2 separate regions of the Homo sapiens genome follow, and region 1 is linked to region 2. A link is a loop called in an ENCODE intact Hi-C map of the cell type or tissue named here. Cell type or tissue: breast epithelium. All regions are shown on one strand. Links, peaks and the distances in the headings refer to the core of each region. The heading gives the core; the rest is flanking DNA.

What was found. Peaks named below come from ENCODE experiments on the same cell type or tissue, not always from the same donor. Only the 100,000 strongest peaks of a DNase experiment are listed, where the experiment ranks them.
Region 1: a loop joins it to region 2, with 15 times the contacts of the local background. A loop is called at or near these places in 3 of 110 quality-filtered maps.

The regions. Positions count from the first base shown.
Region 1 is chr1:117,135,799-117,138,715 of GRCh38, forward strand. All of the region lies in intron 1 of LOC124904387 (a long non-coding RNA gene), which reads left to right. It also overlaps the pseudogene RPS15AP9. Among named protein-coding and RNA genes, the nearest start is that of TRIM45, 16 kb to the left of the region's middle. In breast epithelium, for the core only: no CTCF peak of the experiment used is centred there; no DNase peak of the experiment used is centred there.
Region 2 is chr1:116,996,019-116,998,935 of GRCh38, forward strand. No RefSeq gene overlaps it. Among named protein-coding and RNA genes, the nearest start is that of CD101, 4.3 kb to the right of the region's middle. In breast epithelium, for the core only: no CTCF peak of the experiment used is centred there; no DNase peak of the experiment used is centred there; H3K27ac peaks cover 348 bases.

The sequences.
Region 1 (2,917 bases), core at 215-2,714, 140 kb after region 2:
TGTACTCCAGATGGAAAATTTCTCAAGTGAAATGGATGGAATTGGTAAATCCATTGTTTTCTAAATTAGCAAATATTTGGGTATGTAATAATATACATTTATTCAAGACAAAGGCTATGATCACAGCTTTTCAAAATATGTATGCAAACGGATGAGGACTAAAGCATACACATTTTGATCATTATTAGGGAGGTGGATTTAGGAGTAATTATTTTCTCCATAAATTAAAAATCGTCAATAATTTTTAGCTTATGTACATACCCAAGTTCTTTTGCACATTAATTAAAGAAAGCTGAGAATCACCTATTTTCAGTCCTAAAGGATTCTTGGCTTATTTAACCCACTAGGTGAGTGGCCATTTTCTCTCTGTCTTCCCAGCTCCAATCAAGACAATCTTCCCACCTTCTCTCAAGAACATGCATAGGACTTTGCCAGAATTATTGGATCAAACCACCGCACCATGACACATTGACCTGGGAAAGAATTGTTTATTTCTCAACTTGATCACTCTTCTGTTTTGAACCTGCAGGCGTAATGAATGCTTGCTCTCCTCTTCCTGAAGCAAATTACTTGTATTTTTGTATTATCCCTTAAAGGGGTGGTTCTCGGGCAGGGGTGGTGGCTCATGCCTGTAATCCCAGCACTTTGAGAGGCTGAAGCAGGCAGATCACCTGAGGTCAGGAGTTTGAGACCAGCCTGGCCAACATGGTGAAACCCCCGCCTCTACTAAATATACAAAAAATTAGCCAGGCATGGCAGTGGACACCTGTAATCCCAGCTACTTGGGAGGCTGAGGCAGGAGAATCGCTTGAACCTGGGAGGCGGAGGTTGCGGTGAGCCGAGATCGCGCCATTGCACTCCAGCCTGGGCAACAAGAGCAAAACTCCGTCTCAAAGAAAAAAAAAGGGTGGGGGGTGGGGTGGGGGGTAGGGGGTAGTTCTTGGATCACTAATTGGAAGTATGAAGGCAGGAAGACTAGTTGAGAGTCTGGGGCAATTGTTCACCTGAGCGATAATGCAAATCTGGGCAGAGTCCTGCAGGCCTCTTCTTCCCATACCTGGCAGGGAGCTGGCAACATGCACATGTGGCCACACCCATGTGGTCACCCTTTGTGTTGCAGTTTCAGCTGATCAATAGTTCAATGACATTTGTATGTAGGGAGGATTGCCTGACCCTCCTACAATGGCTGTTCGGGAGGTGGGATTATTCCTTTTCTTTATCTGAGCAGATATACATCTGAAAGGCCCTGGAAGTCCTTGGAAGAACAACCTAATAACAGCTCCTGAGCATTGGGGGTTCCAATTTCCAACAGGGCTATTTCTTCAACTGAGGGCTTGCATAGCATCATGGTTGCCTACTTTTCCTGCAAATATAATATAGACCATTACTGTGGGGAAGGGTCACTCTCTACTGGAACACTTGAACCTGATGAGTCCAGTACAGCTATACCCAGCCTAAGTGCTATAAGGGCCCAGAGATTACCCTGCTCCTTGAAATCTGATTGTGTTTCCCCAGAAAAGCCCTCTTTTATGTTTACACTACGTAGCTCTAGAAGTAAATGTGTCTGTATCCCTTTTGCCTGACTGGCCAGCACACAGGTGTTTTCAGTCTTCAAGGACTACAAAAAGTTAAGGGTGAAGGAAAGAAAACACACACACACACACACACACACACACACACACCGGTTTCTATCCTGAGAGCCCCAGGACAGAAAAGATTGTAATCTACCTCTAGCCTAAAAACATCCCTAGCACTCAGCAATTTAGTTTAGTCACATGGAGACAAACTGCCCCTTTATCACTCAATTCTCCTCCTTTGAAGATTGGACCCACACTGGTTTATTTTTTATCTTTTCATGATCTATGGTCTTTTGTAACATTTAAAATAGTAACCTGTGGTTTGGGGAGGCCATTAGCCAATTCTGTTCCCTTAACAGCATCTACCTGCTGAGCCATTGTGCTCTAGTTTTTAAGTGTCCTCTGGCCTGGTTTGCTATCAGTAGCTATTTGGACAAGACTTTCTGTTGTGCCGCAGCTGTTCAAGCATTAAACATCTATTCTTGGTCAAATGGAGGGAAAAAAGCAAAGTTCATGTTTTTTCTTTTGTGGTTCCTTGATGTTCATTCGCTCTGACCACCACACGTACTTAATAATAGCTAATTTTTATTAGTTCCTTCATATATGCCCATGTTATGGATGGAACTGTGCCCCCGCCCCACCCCAGATTTATATGTTAAATTCCTGACCTCCAGGATACCTCAGAACATGACTCTATTTGAAGATACAGCCTTTAAAAAGGCAATTAGGGTCAAATGAGGTCATTTGGGTGGGCCCAAATCCAGTATGGTGGGTGTCCTCAAAAGGGGAACTCCATGTGCCCTCCCTTCCCATCCTCCTTCCGCCATCTCTACATGCTGCCATAATGGAATGCATGAACGCCCTGGCTGATGCTCTCAAGAACATCAACACTGGAAAAGGAGGCAAATGCCAGGTTCTTATTAGGCTATGCTCCAAAGTCATCATCTGGTTTCTAACTGTGTTGATGAAGCATGGTTACATTGGCAAATTTGAAATCGCTGATGATCACAGAGCTGGGAAAACTGCTGTGAACCTCACAGGCAGGTTAAACAAGTATGGAGTGATCAGGCCCAGATTTGATGTGCAACTCAAAGATCTAGAAAAATGGCAGACAAATCTGCTCCCATCTCGCCAGTTTGGTGTCATTGTACTGACAATCTAAGCTGGCATCATGGACCACAAAGAAGTAAGACAAAAACATACAGGAGGGAAAATCCTGGGATTCTTTTTCTAAGGATGTGATACATACTTACAAATAAAATGCCTCAGTGGAAAAAAAGAAAAAGAAAAGGGAGCGACATCAGGAGTGCACACACACAGAGAAAATGCTGTGAGTACAC
Region 2 (2,917 bases), core at 96-2,595:
TCTAGGGTCTAGGTAAAGGGAGCTTCCTGTCTCCTCTCCTCCTTTCTGCCTCTCTTTAAGGCCTATTCTGATCCCCTCCCCTAAACTTTTTTTAATCTTTATAGCTTGTTGTCAACTGACCCTCCGCAGGAAATTTAAGGAATAGCCCTTCCCAAGGAAGTATTCACTTAGAAAACAGGAGATGGCCTAGGATCCCATCTGTTTCTCTTTCTCCTCTTTTGTCAGGAAGCTAAACTCGCCCTATTTTGCACCCCATGCTTCTTTGCCTCCTCCATAGAAACCTAGTTCATGCTTTCCTCACAGGTAGGAAGAGTTGTCACCCACCTTGAAAACTTCTTCAGGATTGGTTAACTCATCAGCTCCTGGTGAAGCTGGGCCAGTGGGAAGGAAGAGCAAAGAGGCCGGGGAGTTGGGACCTGGACTTCATCCTCCATCACTGGGGCCAAGTCCCAGCTGGGCCTATGCAAGGCCTCAGTTTCTTCCTTTGTTATATGAGGGAGTTGACTGAGATCACTATGGTCCCTTCTTGTAGTGTGACTGCTTGGTGTTATACACATGCAGAGGTGAAGCTCAACTTCAGGGTCTCCCTCACATGGGCAAGTCCAGGCCCTGTGGAACGGTAATCAATTTGACCTGAGTTCAAAGAGCTCAAGTGGGATAAGGGGTGAAATAATGATCAGCCTCCTGCTGACCCCTTAGGGTTTTTTCCCCCTCCTCCAGCCATTCACTATCGTACATTCTGCCTCCTGTAAATCATGAGTAGCTAGCTAGAAGGTTTGTTAGAAAGAGCTCTGAACCAAAAGTGAGAAGGCAGCCTTAGAATCCCGCCATTTTCTAGCCATGATATTGATATACTCTGAGTCTGTTTTCTCATTTGTAGAATGGGATTAGTAATACCTACCACATAGTGATATGAGGTATTCTATAAGACTGTATATGTAAAGTGCCTTGCACAGAGCCTGATATGTAAAAGGTCCCTATTTAAATATTTCTTGGGCCTGAGTGCTTATGATCAGAGGACATAATACCTGCAATTTCTATGGTTCTGTGGAACTAATATTGGCGCATATCAACCTGAAAAAAAGAACTTTTTATTAATCTTCCAGGAACTAGAACAGAATTTTTCCTTTAGTACCTTCCTGGTTTCTTTGTCCAGTACTCTCTCCCCCCATCTGAATCAGGAACTACATTTTTACATTCCTTTCAAATGATACAATTGCAATGCAACAATTCCCAAGGTAAAAGAATAACTGTCTGTCTTGCTGGCTCTATTTTTTCTTTTCTTCTTCCTTTTTTTTTTTTTTTCTTGACAACAGAGAGCTTCTTTTTCCCCCCAGAAAAGAGGCAACATCACCCTGTCAATGTTAAATTCTGGCAGAAATGAAGCCACTGAAATGGAAAGAGAAAAAATATTTTGGCAACAGCCAGGAATGAGAAATTGCATAGCATTTACTGGGTTATATATATTCTGTGGATACAGGATACTCTCTATTATTGGCAATGATTGTCTCTGTGGTCAATGCTTATTTCTAAAATAATTCTCTTTTCAGTGCACATGGCAGATTGATTGCATTGATGGCCTCAGTTTGTTTGTGTTAATCTCTCCCTTTGCTCTATCACTTTGTAGTTCCCCTCCATAAAGAGGCAGAGTATATATTAACCCATCTCTTGCCTTTGGACTTTCATGTGGCTTGCTTTGGCCCATGGGATGGTAGTGGTCATGATGTAAGTAGAAGCTTTAAAAAATGCTGTTGTGTTTCCACTAGTTCTTTTGGACCCCTGACATTACCATGAAAATGTGCCAGTCCAGCCTGCCAGAGAGATGTGAGAGACATGTGGAAGAGAACTGAGTCATCCCAGCCAAGGCCATCCTAGACCATCCAGCTCCTGTCAGCAGGACACAGCCCCATTAACAGAGCCACCCAGCTGACCCATAGGCTTGTCAACAGAAATAAATGTTTGCTGTTGCAAGCCACCAAAGTTTTCTGATTGTTACACAGCAGTAACTACTCCATTCACCACATTTGCTTAAAGTGTTGGTGCCTGGGGGTGACCCCCAACTTCTGCAACTAAAATGGTGAATAAATTCCTGTAACTTGAGCCTCACTGATTTTATAGTTAGTAGCCTGGAGAGTTTGTTCGAAATCTCCATCCTAGGCAGACTGCCCTTTAATTGTTCCCAAAATACAATCTGCACATCCCTGACTCTGCCTCTGCCTCTGTACATTGTATTTGTCCACACTGAAATGTCCTTCTCCTTCCTGCCCATTTGCATCATACTAGATGTCCAAGGACCAATTTTAAAACCAGGCTCTTCTGAATGACTTACTGCGACTGTTCCCTGCCTTTTCAGCCTATTAATTCAGGTTATTTCTTGCCTGAGCTATAGATCGGATACCAGACCCATGTTTGCCGTATATGGCTGCTGTTTTTTTTTTTTTTTTTATCTCAGCTGTTTATTAAACTAGACCCCAAGTTCCTGGAGGGCAGGGCCCTCTTACACCTCTTTTATCCCCCAAGCCTTGCATAGTATCTTGAAAAGGGAAGTACAGGGCCTTTCACTTAAGACTTCAATATTTGTAGTTTGACCATCACTGGAGGGCTAATAGGTATCATTGCTAATGAATAAAACCAGAAGAATGGATGAGTGAATGGAGGGATGGATGGATGTATGGATGGATAGATAGATAGATAAAGTTAGATGCCTCCAGACCTGAATTTGTAGAATGTACCCCATTCTACTATAATTCTCACTAGGAAAATAAATTTTACTTTAAAATGCCACCTTTCCCCTGAAGATTTTACTGACCTCCCATTCATTCTCTCCAGATTAGACATGCCCTCTTCCTTCTCTGATATCCCTATGTGACAGTCAAGTTCTTACCTGCTCACCTCCACCATGCCACATGGCACAAGC